Regions from separate parts of the Homo sapiens genome. Here region 1 is linked to region 2. A link is a loop called in an ENCODE intact Hi-C map of the cell type or tissue named here. Cell type or tissue: B cell. All regions are shown on one strand. Links, peaks and the distances in the headings refer to the core of each region. The heading gives the core; the rest is flanking DNA. Region 1 has its middle 14 kb from the start of APOF. Region 2 has its middle 4.5 kb from the start of SPRYD4.

Region 1 (5,377 bases), core at 295-5,294, 87 kb before region 2:
CAGGCATTTCTCTAAGGAAGCTATACAGATGGCCAATAAGGACATGAAAAGATGTGCAACATCTCTAATCATTAGGGAAATGCAAATTAAAACTACAATGAGATACTATCTCACACCCACTAGGATAGCTATTATTTTTAAAAAGAGAAAACGACAAGTGTTGTCAAAGATGTGGAGAAAATGGAACCCTTGTGCTTTGTTGTTGGGAATGCAAAATGGTACAGGCCCTGTGGAAAACAGTATGGCAGGTCCTTAAATTTGTTTTGTTTTTTTTTTTGAGACAGAGTTTCACTTTTGTCACCCAGGCTGGAGTGCAATGTCGTGATCTTGGCTCACTGCAACCTCTGCCTCCTGGGTACAAGGATTCTCCTGCCTCAGCCTCCCAAGTAGCTGGGATTACAAGCATGCACCACCATGCCTGGCTAATTTTTTGTATTTTTAGTAGAGATGGGGTTTCACCATGTGGGTTAGCCTGGTCTCGAACTCCTGGCCTCAAGTGATCTGCCCGCCACCTCAGCCTCCCAATGTGCTGGGATTACAGGCAAAAGCCAGCGTGCCCGGCCCTTAAAAATTTTTAAATAGAATTGCCATACAATCTAGCAATTCCACTTCTGGATATATATCCCAGAGAATTGAAAGCAGGATTTCAAAAAGATATTTTCACATCTGTGTTCATAGCAGTACTATTCCCAATAGTCAAGAAATGGAAGCAACCCAAATGTCTCTCAATGAACGAATGGATTTTAAAAATCCACTTGGTGGTGGATGGCCACAGCGGTTCATGCCTGTAATCCCAGCATTTTGGTAGGTTGAGGCAGGTGGATCACTTGAGGTCGGGAGTTCAAGTCCAGCCTGGCCAACATGGTGAAACCCGTCTATACAAAAATAATATAAAAATTAGCCAGGCATGGTGGCAAGTGCCTGTAATCCCAGCTACTAGGGAGGCTGAAGCAGGAGAATCACTTGAACCCAGGAGGCAGAAGTTGCAGTGAGCCGAGATTGCACCTCTGCACTCCAGCCTGGGCGACAGAGTGAGACTCTGTTTCAAAAAAAAAAAAAAAAAAAAAAAAAAAGTGCATACATGCAATGGAGAATTATTCAGCTTTAAAAAGGAAGGAACAGGATGGGCAACTTAGTCAGGTCCGGTCTCTAAAAAAAATAAATAAACAAAATTAATGGGGTGTGGAGATTCATGCCTGTGGTCCTAGCTACTCAGGAGGCTGAAGTGGGAGAATTGCTTGAGGCCCAGAGGTCGATGTCCATCCTGGGTGTCAGAGTGAGGCCCCATCTCTTAAAAAAAAAAAAAGGAAGGAAGGAAATTCTGACACAAGCTACAACATGGATGAACTTTGAGGCTATTATGATAAGTGAAATCAGCCAATTACAAAAAGACAAATCCTGTATAATTCCACTTATGTGAGGTATTTACAGTACTCAAATTCATAGAAACAAAGTGGAAGGGTGGTTGCCACAGGCTTCAGGGAGGGGAAGATAGGCAGCTGTTGTTTAACCAATATGCAGTTTCCATTTTGCAAGAGAAAAAGTTCTGAATGTGGGTTGTACAACAATGTAAATATACTTACCACTACTGAACTGTACACTTAGAAATGGTTGTGGGCTGGGCACAGTGGCTCATGCCTGTAATCCCAGCACTGTGGGAGGTCGAGGTGGGCAGATCACCTGAGATCATGAGTTTGAGACCAGCTTGGCCAACATGGTGAAACCCCGCCTCTACTAAAAATACAAAAGTTAGCCAGGTGTGATGGCAGGCACCTGTAATCTCAGCTACTGCGGAGGCTGAGGCAGGGAGAATTGCTTGAGCCCGAGAGGTGGAGGTTGCAGTGAGCTGAGATTGTACCACTGCACTCCAGCCTGGGTGACAGCAAGACTCTGTCAAAAAAAAAAAAAAAGAAAGAAAGAAAAAAAGAAATGGTTATGATGATAAATTTTGTTATGTGTTTTTTTTTTCTTTTCTTTTGAGACAGGGTCTTTGTCACCCAGGCTGGAGTGCAGTGGGGTGATCATGGTTCACTGCAGTCTCGACATCCTAGACTCAGGTGATCCTCCCACCCTAGCCTCCCGAATAGCTGGGACTACAGGCATGCATCACCACCTGCTAATTTTTTGTATTTTCTGTAGAGACGGGTTTTTGCCATGTTGCCTAGGTTGCTCAAGCAATCTGCCCGTCTTGGCCTCCCAAGGTGCTGGGGTATTACAGACGTGAGCCACCGTGCTTGGCTTGCTATGTGTTTTTTACCGTACAAAAACTAAACTAAAAAAAAAAAAAAAGGAAGTGAGAAAATGATTTTTTTCTAGGAGATTTTTTAAGATGAAGAAAATAAGTTTTCCAGTTGAGTGAACTCACAGGGTAACAGAAAATAGATGAATAAAGACCCATGCTTAGTGTCTTAGTCGGCTAGGGCTGCCATAACGCAAAACTACAGCCTGGATGTCTTATGGAATATAAATTTACTTCTGACAGTTCTGAAGTCTGGAAGTACAGGATTAAGGTGTCAGCAGTTTCAGTTGCTCCTGAGGCCTCTCTAATCGGCTTGCAGATTGCCATTTTCTCACTGTGTCCTCACATGGCACATGGCCATTCCTCTATCCCCATACACTCTGGGTGTCTCTTCCTTTTTCCTTTTTTTTTTTTTTTTTGTGAGACAAGGTCTGATTCTGTTGCTCAGGCTGGAGTCTTGCTCTGTCGCCAGGCTGGAGTGCAGTGGCTCCTTCTGGCTCACTGCAACCTCCGCCTCCCGGGTTCAAGCAATTCTTCTGCCTCAGCGTCCTGAGTAGCTGGGACTACAGGCTCACTGCAACCTCCACCTCCCAGGCTCAAGCCATTCTCCCACCTCAGCCTCCCCTGTAGCTGGGACTACTGGTGCGCACCACCATGCCCAGCTAATTTTTGTATTTTTGGTATAGACGGGGTTTCACCATGTTGGTCAGGCTGGTCTCGTACTTCTGACCTCATGATCTGCCCGCATCAGCCTCCCAAAGTGCTGGGATTACAGGTGTGAGCCACCACGCCCGGCCTGTTTGCTTCTTTTTGATAGGGATACTAGATTAGCTGTGAATCCCAGCCTTCACTGCAGGTTTAACACAGAGAGCCTGTGGATCCCCCTGACAGCCTCAGTATGATCATCAGGAGGTCACAGCCAAGATCTATGGCTCCATATCTGCCTCATTCCTTGGGTTTGACAGAGTAGTTCTGAGCAGCAGAGTACAAAGCTGTGCCTGAGTTTGTAGCAGATTCCCACTCCTGGTGACAGCTAGACTGCATTACAGACATGCTGCTTCTGCTCATGCCCACAGTCTACAGTAGAAAAGGTACACTTGCTCTGAATTAGGCTGAACCCTGCCTAGCAGCTACAGAACAGACATCAAGATATCCCCTGGGAAGCATCTACCTGGGCTGCTGTCCTTATGGCACCTTGTATCTGGTTGAATAAACACCGCATGTTTTCACATCCTCCAGCCTAGAGATGAAGCTCTGGGGTCTGGGAGTTAGCCTGGTGGTCAGCGTGCTCCAGGGCAATCCTCAGTGCAAGGTCTATCTGGATCCTTGGTAGAAGGACCAAGTGGGTGAGGCCAGGAAAGGTCTTTGGGAGCAGGGTCTGGCATAGTTAAGACCCTACAGAGCGCATCTGAATCCCTAGAGATTAGAAAAATGGCACCAAGGGTGTTTATCTAGGTTTCACAGGATGCAGCAGGAGGCAGTAAAGGAGCAGTCATCCTGGGTCTTAGGTGATGCCTTGCTGAGTCAGACTATGCTGGAATGAATGACAATACTCAAACTGTTTCTCCTGGTCTGAAAGGAGCCCAGGGCTCAGAAGACATCTCATGCAATAACCTTCAGCTTCTGTTCCTTTTAAGTTGGCCCCAAGAAAAGAGAATGGGACTCAATTATTCTTCTTGGTCTCCCCATTCCAGATCACCAGACTTCCTCTGCTTCACTTCCTAATTATGAGGCCCAAATTACTACACAATCCCGTCAGTGAGAAGTGGGACTGCTCTGATAGGTGTAGACACTCTGCCCAGTTCCCTGTCCCATGAGGAGGGGAGGTGATTGTTTTCCCCGATACTCAGTTAAGGGACATAATCTCTACAAATATTTGTCCTTTTGTTAAAATCTTCAGCCTCAAAAGACATTGGCATTTCCGTGTCCCTGTCACATTTCACCTCCAGTTCACAAAAGAGGCCACAGAGACCCAGAGTCAAGAGAAATAAGAAAACTGTGATTCTGATATAAAAGCAGCTTTTTATTTCTCTTTTCAGTTTGCAAATTAACATAAGCAAGCTACAGCATTCGGGTGGGGAGTTAGAAAGTACAAAGAAGATGAATGGGGAAAGATAATACCCTTCATATCTAGTACATAATAAATCCACAGTATTTGACAACTGAAAGAAAGATAAATTGGGGAGAAGAAATAGGAGCTAGGAACTACTAAGAGAGGGGCAAAACTGATTCTAGTCACATGTCTTTTAGCTCTGGAATCAAGTGAACATACATCTGTCCTAAGCTGTTCCCATCATTCTTTTTTCCTCTTCTTTCTCCTCCTCTGTTCAACATTTCTAACTACCTGCTATGCTATGCTGAGTCTCTGTACACAGGTCTATCAGAGACATTTGAGAAAGTAAATGTAGTGGTAGGCTAAATCAGCCTGAACATATTTCTAAATAAGCCTGAAAATATTTCTTTATCAAGTCCAGTAAAATGAGTTTCAGAATTTTCGTGGCACGAATGAAAAAGTACATCTGGGCCGGGCGCAGTGGCTCACGCCTGTAATCCCAGCACTTTGGGAGGCCGAGGCGGGTGGATCATGAGGTCAGGAGATCGAGACCATCCTGGCTAACACGGTGAAACCCTGTCTCTACTAAAAATACAAAAAATTAGCCGGGCGTGGTGGCGGGCGCCTGTAGTCCCAGCTACTCAGGAGGCTGAGGCAGGAGAATGGCGTGCACCTGGGAGGCGGGGCTTGCAGTGAACGGAGATTGTGCCACTGCACTCCAGCCTGGGCGACAGAGCGAGACTCCGTCTCAAAAAAAAAAAAAAAAGAAAGAAAAAGTACATCTGATCTTCTATATATAGGCATTGCAAAGTTCTTTTTTTTTTTTTATTCTTTAGAGTTTGTTTATTGAAAATTTGAAGCAGAAAATGAAAAATAAATATTTTTAGGCCGGGCATGGTGGCTCACGCCTGTAATCCCAGCACTTTGGGAGGCCAAGGCAGGCAGATCACCTGAGGTCAGGAGTTTGAGACCAGCCTGGCAACATGGTGAAACCCCATCTCTACTAAAAATACAAAAATTAGCTGGGCATGGTGGCGGGTGCCTGTAATCCTAGCTACTTGGGAGGCTGAGGCAGGAGAATTGCT
Region 2 (5,377 bases), core at 74-5,073:
CTACTCCCTAGCCAGCTCATATTATCAGGACCTGAAGAATATATCAGGTTTGAGTTCCATAAACGATCTACGCTGGACAGGTGTGGTGGCTCGTGCCTGTAACCTCAACACTTTGGGAGGCCAAGGCAGGAGGACTACCTTGTCAGGAGTTCAAGTCCAGCTTGGGCAACATAACAAGACCCTGTCTCTATAAGAAATTTTTAAAAATTAGAGGGTGTGGTGGCACGTGCCTATAGTCTTAGCTACTCAGGAGGCTGAGGTGGAAGGTTCACTTGAGTCCAGGAATTCAAGGCTACAGTGAGCTATGATTATGTCACTGCATTCCAGCCTGGGTGACGGAGCGAGACTGTGTCTCTTTAAAAGAAAACAAAATAGTATTTTACTGCCTATCCGGCCAGATTGTAAAAATATAAATAAATGTAAATATATATAAATAAATTATATATATAAATTATATATAAAATAAATAAATAAAATGTAAAAGGAAAAATAGCCAGTCATGGTGACTCATGCCTGTAATCCCAGCACTTTGGGAGGCCAAGGCAGGAGGATCACCAGAGGCCAGGAGTTCAAGGCTGCAGTAAGCTTATGGCACCACTGCACTTTAGCCTTGGCAACAGAGGGAGACTCTGTTCAAAACAATAAATAAAGGCCAGGCGCAGGGGTTCACACCTGTAATCCTAGCACTCTGGAGGCCGAGGCAGGCGGATTACTTGAGGCCAGGAGTTCATGACCAGTCTGGCCAACATGGTGAAACCCGTCTCTACTAAAAATATAAAAATTAGCTGGGCATGGTGGTGTATGCCTGTAGTCCCAGCTACTTGGGAGGCTGAGGCAGGAGAATGGCTTGAACCCGGGAGGTGGAGGCTGCAGTGAGCTGAGATCATGCCATTGCACTCCAGCCTGGGTGACAGAATGAGACTACGTCTCACAAAAAAATAAAAATAAAAAAAATAAATAAATAGATAAAATAAAAATAATAAAAACAAAATAAAATAAATACAAATAAATGAGCTGGGTGCAGTAGCACATGCCTGTAGTCCCTGCTATTTGGGAGCCTGAGGTTAAGGATTGCTTGAGCCCAGGAATTTAAATCCAGCCTGGACAATGTAGGCAGACCTGTCTCTTAAAAAACAAAAAAATCAAAGTATAAATGAATTGACGTGTGAATCACATATAAACATAAGTTATTATTATCATATATTGAACATCCTCTCTAGTGATTTCATTGTGGATGAATGGAGATGCAGTCCTCAGGAACTAGGTGACTATCCATCTCTGCTTCCACCATACAGAATCTCTATCCCAGCCCCCTACTCAGAATGCCAGGTCAGCATGTAACCCAGCTCCATTGTGTGGACAGTTTCAGCAGGACAAAGGCCCCAGCATAGCACAAGCCAGCCCAGCAGCCCCTTTGGCTAGCTCCTGAGGCCCTCCCCACCCCCTGCCCTTCTCCCTCTTTCTCTGGTTATGCTTTGCTGACTGCTGACTACTGGCAAAGTCCAGAACAATCACCAAGCACTGAGTGCATCATCTTTCTCCCATCCATAGTTAAGGGATCCAATTAGCACTTGGATCAGGCCAGGATTCCCACAAATTAGAAATGGGGTAATCCAAGAAATCAAGTAATAAAGAGATTAGCCCACCTTGCCTCCTCCTTTCTTTTCCTAGGGAGTCAGATACAACTTCAAGCCAAGCAGACCGGTGCTCACTATGGTCAGGTTCTGTTCTAAGCATTTTATATTTATCTCATGTATTGGTATTTTTTAGGGTTGTACCTTCCGTTTATTCCCTACTTACCCTATACCCTCTCTTTGGATGACCTCATCTACATCTACATCCACTTCATCCTTGAGATGCATATCCATATATCTATAGAACATTTCATTTAGCCCGTCCAAAACTGAACTGATTATCTTCTCATCCAAACATGCTTCTCCTTCTGCATTCCCTTATTAAGTCAGAAAGTCAGAAACTTATGAATCAGCTTTGACACCTTCCCTCATCCTCTCACTTCCATCTAATGTCACCAAAGCTCCAAGAATTCTACCTCTCAGTTAACTGAGTCTGCACCACATTTCACCTGAGAACTTTAGTGGTCTCAGACCCTGTTTGTCCCTGTTTCTAGTCTCGTCCCTTCCAATTCATTCTCCATATTGCTGCCAGCTTTATCTTTATATGGTACCCATAATTTGTAACTTCTCTGTGTTCCCTTCAACAGTTCCTGAATGCCTGAAAGACAGTCTAAACTCCTTCTCACGGCATGTAAGCCACTTCATCATCCAGCCTCAAGTTTTCCAACTGCTTTCCTTGTCTCCCCAACATGAGACTCTGGCAATATTGTGTTCCTTGTGGTTCCTTCCAATACTCTGTTCTAAATTTCATAACCCAGTGCGTTAGTCTAAGCTGTTCCTGTTGCCTCAATGTCTTTCCCGTTTTGTCTGTTAAGTAAAATTCTATCATATTCTAATTATTTTGCATTTAAGTTAAGAATTATAGGCTGGGTGTGGTCAGCACTTTGGGAGGCTGAGGTGGGCGGATCACTGGATGCCAGGAGTTCGAGACCAGCCTGGGCAACATGGTGAAACCCCGTCTCTACTAAAAATACAGCCAGGCATGGTGGTGCGCATCTGTGATCCCAACTACTTGGGTGGCTGAGGTAGGAGAACTGCTTGAACCCAGGAGGCGGCGTTTGCAGTGAGCTGAACTGCACTGCAGCCTGGGTGACAGAGCGAGAATCTGTTTAAAAAAAAAAAAGAATTATAATTACAATGAGCAACGAGGCAGCTAAATCATCTGAATGAGGAAGGTGAATTTATCAAATGAATGGTCAGCCTGTAAAAGGTAAATAATACAAGAGATGACAAGCAAGGCTATTCCCTGAATAAGGAATAAAGTAATGGATGTGTCTTAAGTGACGGTGTGAGGGATGTGTAGTGATTGCTTCAGCTCTCACAGGAACCAAAGGGGAAATCCTACAGAAACACAATCCTGGAACCTTCCCATTACTACCAAAATGCAAAGTATTGACAGAGCAGGACTTTGCTGAAGGAAATCTCTAAGCTCTCTTCTCACGTTATTTAGCTGACTGAAAAGTCTGGGCCATGCTGACCCCTGGTGGAGACAATGGGCCACTGCACTCCAAACTGGTGGCGAGGCCGGGCGGGAGGCCAAGACGGGTAGATCGCTTGAGGAAAGGGGTTCAAGATCAGCCTGGCCAACACGGTGAAACCCCGTCTCTATTAAAAATACAAAAAATTAGCCAGGCATGGTGGTGCATGCCTGTAGTCCCAGCTACTCGGGAGGCTGAGGCAGGAGAATCACTTGAACCTGGGAGGCGGAGGTTGCAGTGAGTTGAGATCACGCCACTGAACTCCAGCCTGGGTGACAGAGCCAGACTCTGTCTCAAAAGAAAAAAAAAAAAACTGGTGGAGAGAATGAGCCACTGCAGTCCAAAAAATATGGGAACAAAACTTTTTTTTTGTTTTGTTTTTTTTTTTTTTAAGACAGGGTCTCACTTCGTTGCCCAGGCTCACTGTAGCCTCGACCTCCTGGGCTCAAGCAATCCTCGTGCCTCAGCTTCCCAATTAGCTGGGACTACAGCCGTGCACCACCACACCTGGCTAATTCTAAAATTTATTTTGTAGAGATACGGTCTCCCTATGTTGCCCAGGCTGGTCTCGAACTCCTGGGCTCAAGTGATCCTCTCACCTCAGCCTCCCAAAGTGCTGGGATTACAGGCATGAGCTACCATGCCCAACCACCCTCTCCTTTTATACTCATTCGTTTTAATGAGCACATATTCTGTGGTAAAGGGAACACTAAGGCCCTGGGGCAAAGAGAACACAGTATTTAATCACCTTTCTTAAGAATTCATGACCTAAGCCGGGAGTGGTGGCTCATGCCTATAATCCCAGCACTTTGGGAGACTGAGGCAGGTGGATCACAAGGTCGGGAGTTCAAGAACAGCCTGACCAAGATGGTGAAACCCCCATCTCTACTAAAAATACAAAAAAATTAGCCAGGTGTGGTGGCAGGTGCACGTAATCCCAGCTATTCAGGAGGCTGAGGCAAGAGAATCGCTTGAACCTGGGAGGCGGAGGTTGCAGTGAGCCAAGATCACACCACGGCACTTGAGCCTGGGCAACACAGTGAGACTCTGTCTCAGAAAAAAAAAAAAAGGATTCACAACCTAATGGGTGATATAGGTTTCACTCAGCAGCACTGGGGAGAATGGAGACAAGTTAGACGGCTGATGCAGTTGACAGTGGGGGCTGGTAGGAGTAGGGGGAATGTGATAGGGATTCAGTGACAATCAGATATGTGAGAGGAGACAGACAAGCCAAGGACTCCATGGTTTCTGGGCAACTGGCTGAATATGGGTTGCAATTCATGAGATTCCCTCACTTGCTTAACCATTTCTGCTTTTCAAGCCATAGGTATGGCTTTTGGGAAGTCTCTTCCCACCACTCTCAAATATACTAAATCAGAGGTTTCTCCTTTGTTTCCTGAGCATCCTGTATGACTTCAATCATGGCACCTAGTGAATTATACTGCAATGGCCCTGTGAACTCTTGAAGAAATCATGTTTTGTGAAAACGAACAAAGAAGGTAGGCAGTAGTCATATCATGTAAAGCCTTGTGACCATGTAAGGGAATTTGAGGCAGGCACATTAACAGATTTAAGCAGGGAGGTTGCATGTCTGACTGTAATGCCGACATTGAATTAGAAGCAGACAGATAGAAGCTGGCAGATCAGCTTAGAAGCTACTCACATTTCTACATTGAAATGAGAAAGCCTTGTCCAGGCGCGGTGGCTCATGCCTGTAATCCCAGAACTTTGGGAGGCAGAGGCGGGCAGATCACCTGAGGTCAGGAGTTTGAGACAAGCCTGGCCAACATGGCAAAACCCTGTCTCTACTAAAAATACAAAAATTAGCAGGGCGTGGTGGTGGGCGCCTGTAGTCCCAACTACTTAGGAGGCTGAGGCAGGAGAATTGCTTGAACCTGGGCAGTGGAGGTTGCAGTGAGCCGAGATTCTGCCACTGCACTCCAGCCTGGGTGACAGAGTGAGACTCAGTCTCAATAAAAAAAATAATAAAATAAAATAAATAAATAAAAGAAATGAGAAAGCCTTAAGGCCAAGGATGACAGTGGCCTGAACTAGGGCCATGTGCATCATTCAAGGCAGTTACCACTCTGGGAGAGGAGGAAGAATTTTTGGTTAGTTATTTAGGCTTTTAAATATCTAGGCCAGAAGCCAGGTGTGGTGGCTCACACCTGTAATCCCAGCACTTTGGGAAGCTAAGGTGGGTGGATCACTTGAGGTCAGGAGTTCGAGACCAGCCTGGCCAACATGGTGAAACCCTGTCTCTAC

Evidence for each region. Hi-C counts contacts between places; a loop is a spot of excess contacts. Peaks named below come from ENCODE experiments on the same cell type or tissue, not always from the same donor. Only the 100,000 strongest peaks of a DNase experiment are listed, where the experiment ranks them.
Region 1: a loop joins it to region 2, with 4 times the contacts of the local background. A loop is called at or near these places in 52 of 110 quality-filtered maps.

What each region holds. Positions count from the first base shown.
Region 1 is chr12:56,373,711-56,379,087 of GRCh38, forward strand. It overlaps the pseudogene APONP and the pseudogene LOC100128676. Among named protein-coding and RNA genes, the nearest start is that of APOF, 14 kb to the left of the region's middle. In B cell, for the core only: no CTCF peak of the experiment used is centred there; DNase peaks (open chromatin) are centred at 1,541, 2,211, 3,416 and 5,025; H3K4me3 peaks cover 1,841 bases; H3K27ac peaks cover 4,710 bases.
Region 2 is chr12:56,461,379-56,466,755 of GRCh38, forward strand. No RefSeq gene overlaps it. Among named protein-coding and RNA genes, the nearest start is that of SPRYD4, 4.5 kb to the right of the region's middle. In B cell, for the core only: a CTCF peak has its summit at 3,116 (motif pointing left); a DNase peak (open chromatin) is centred at 3,113.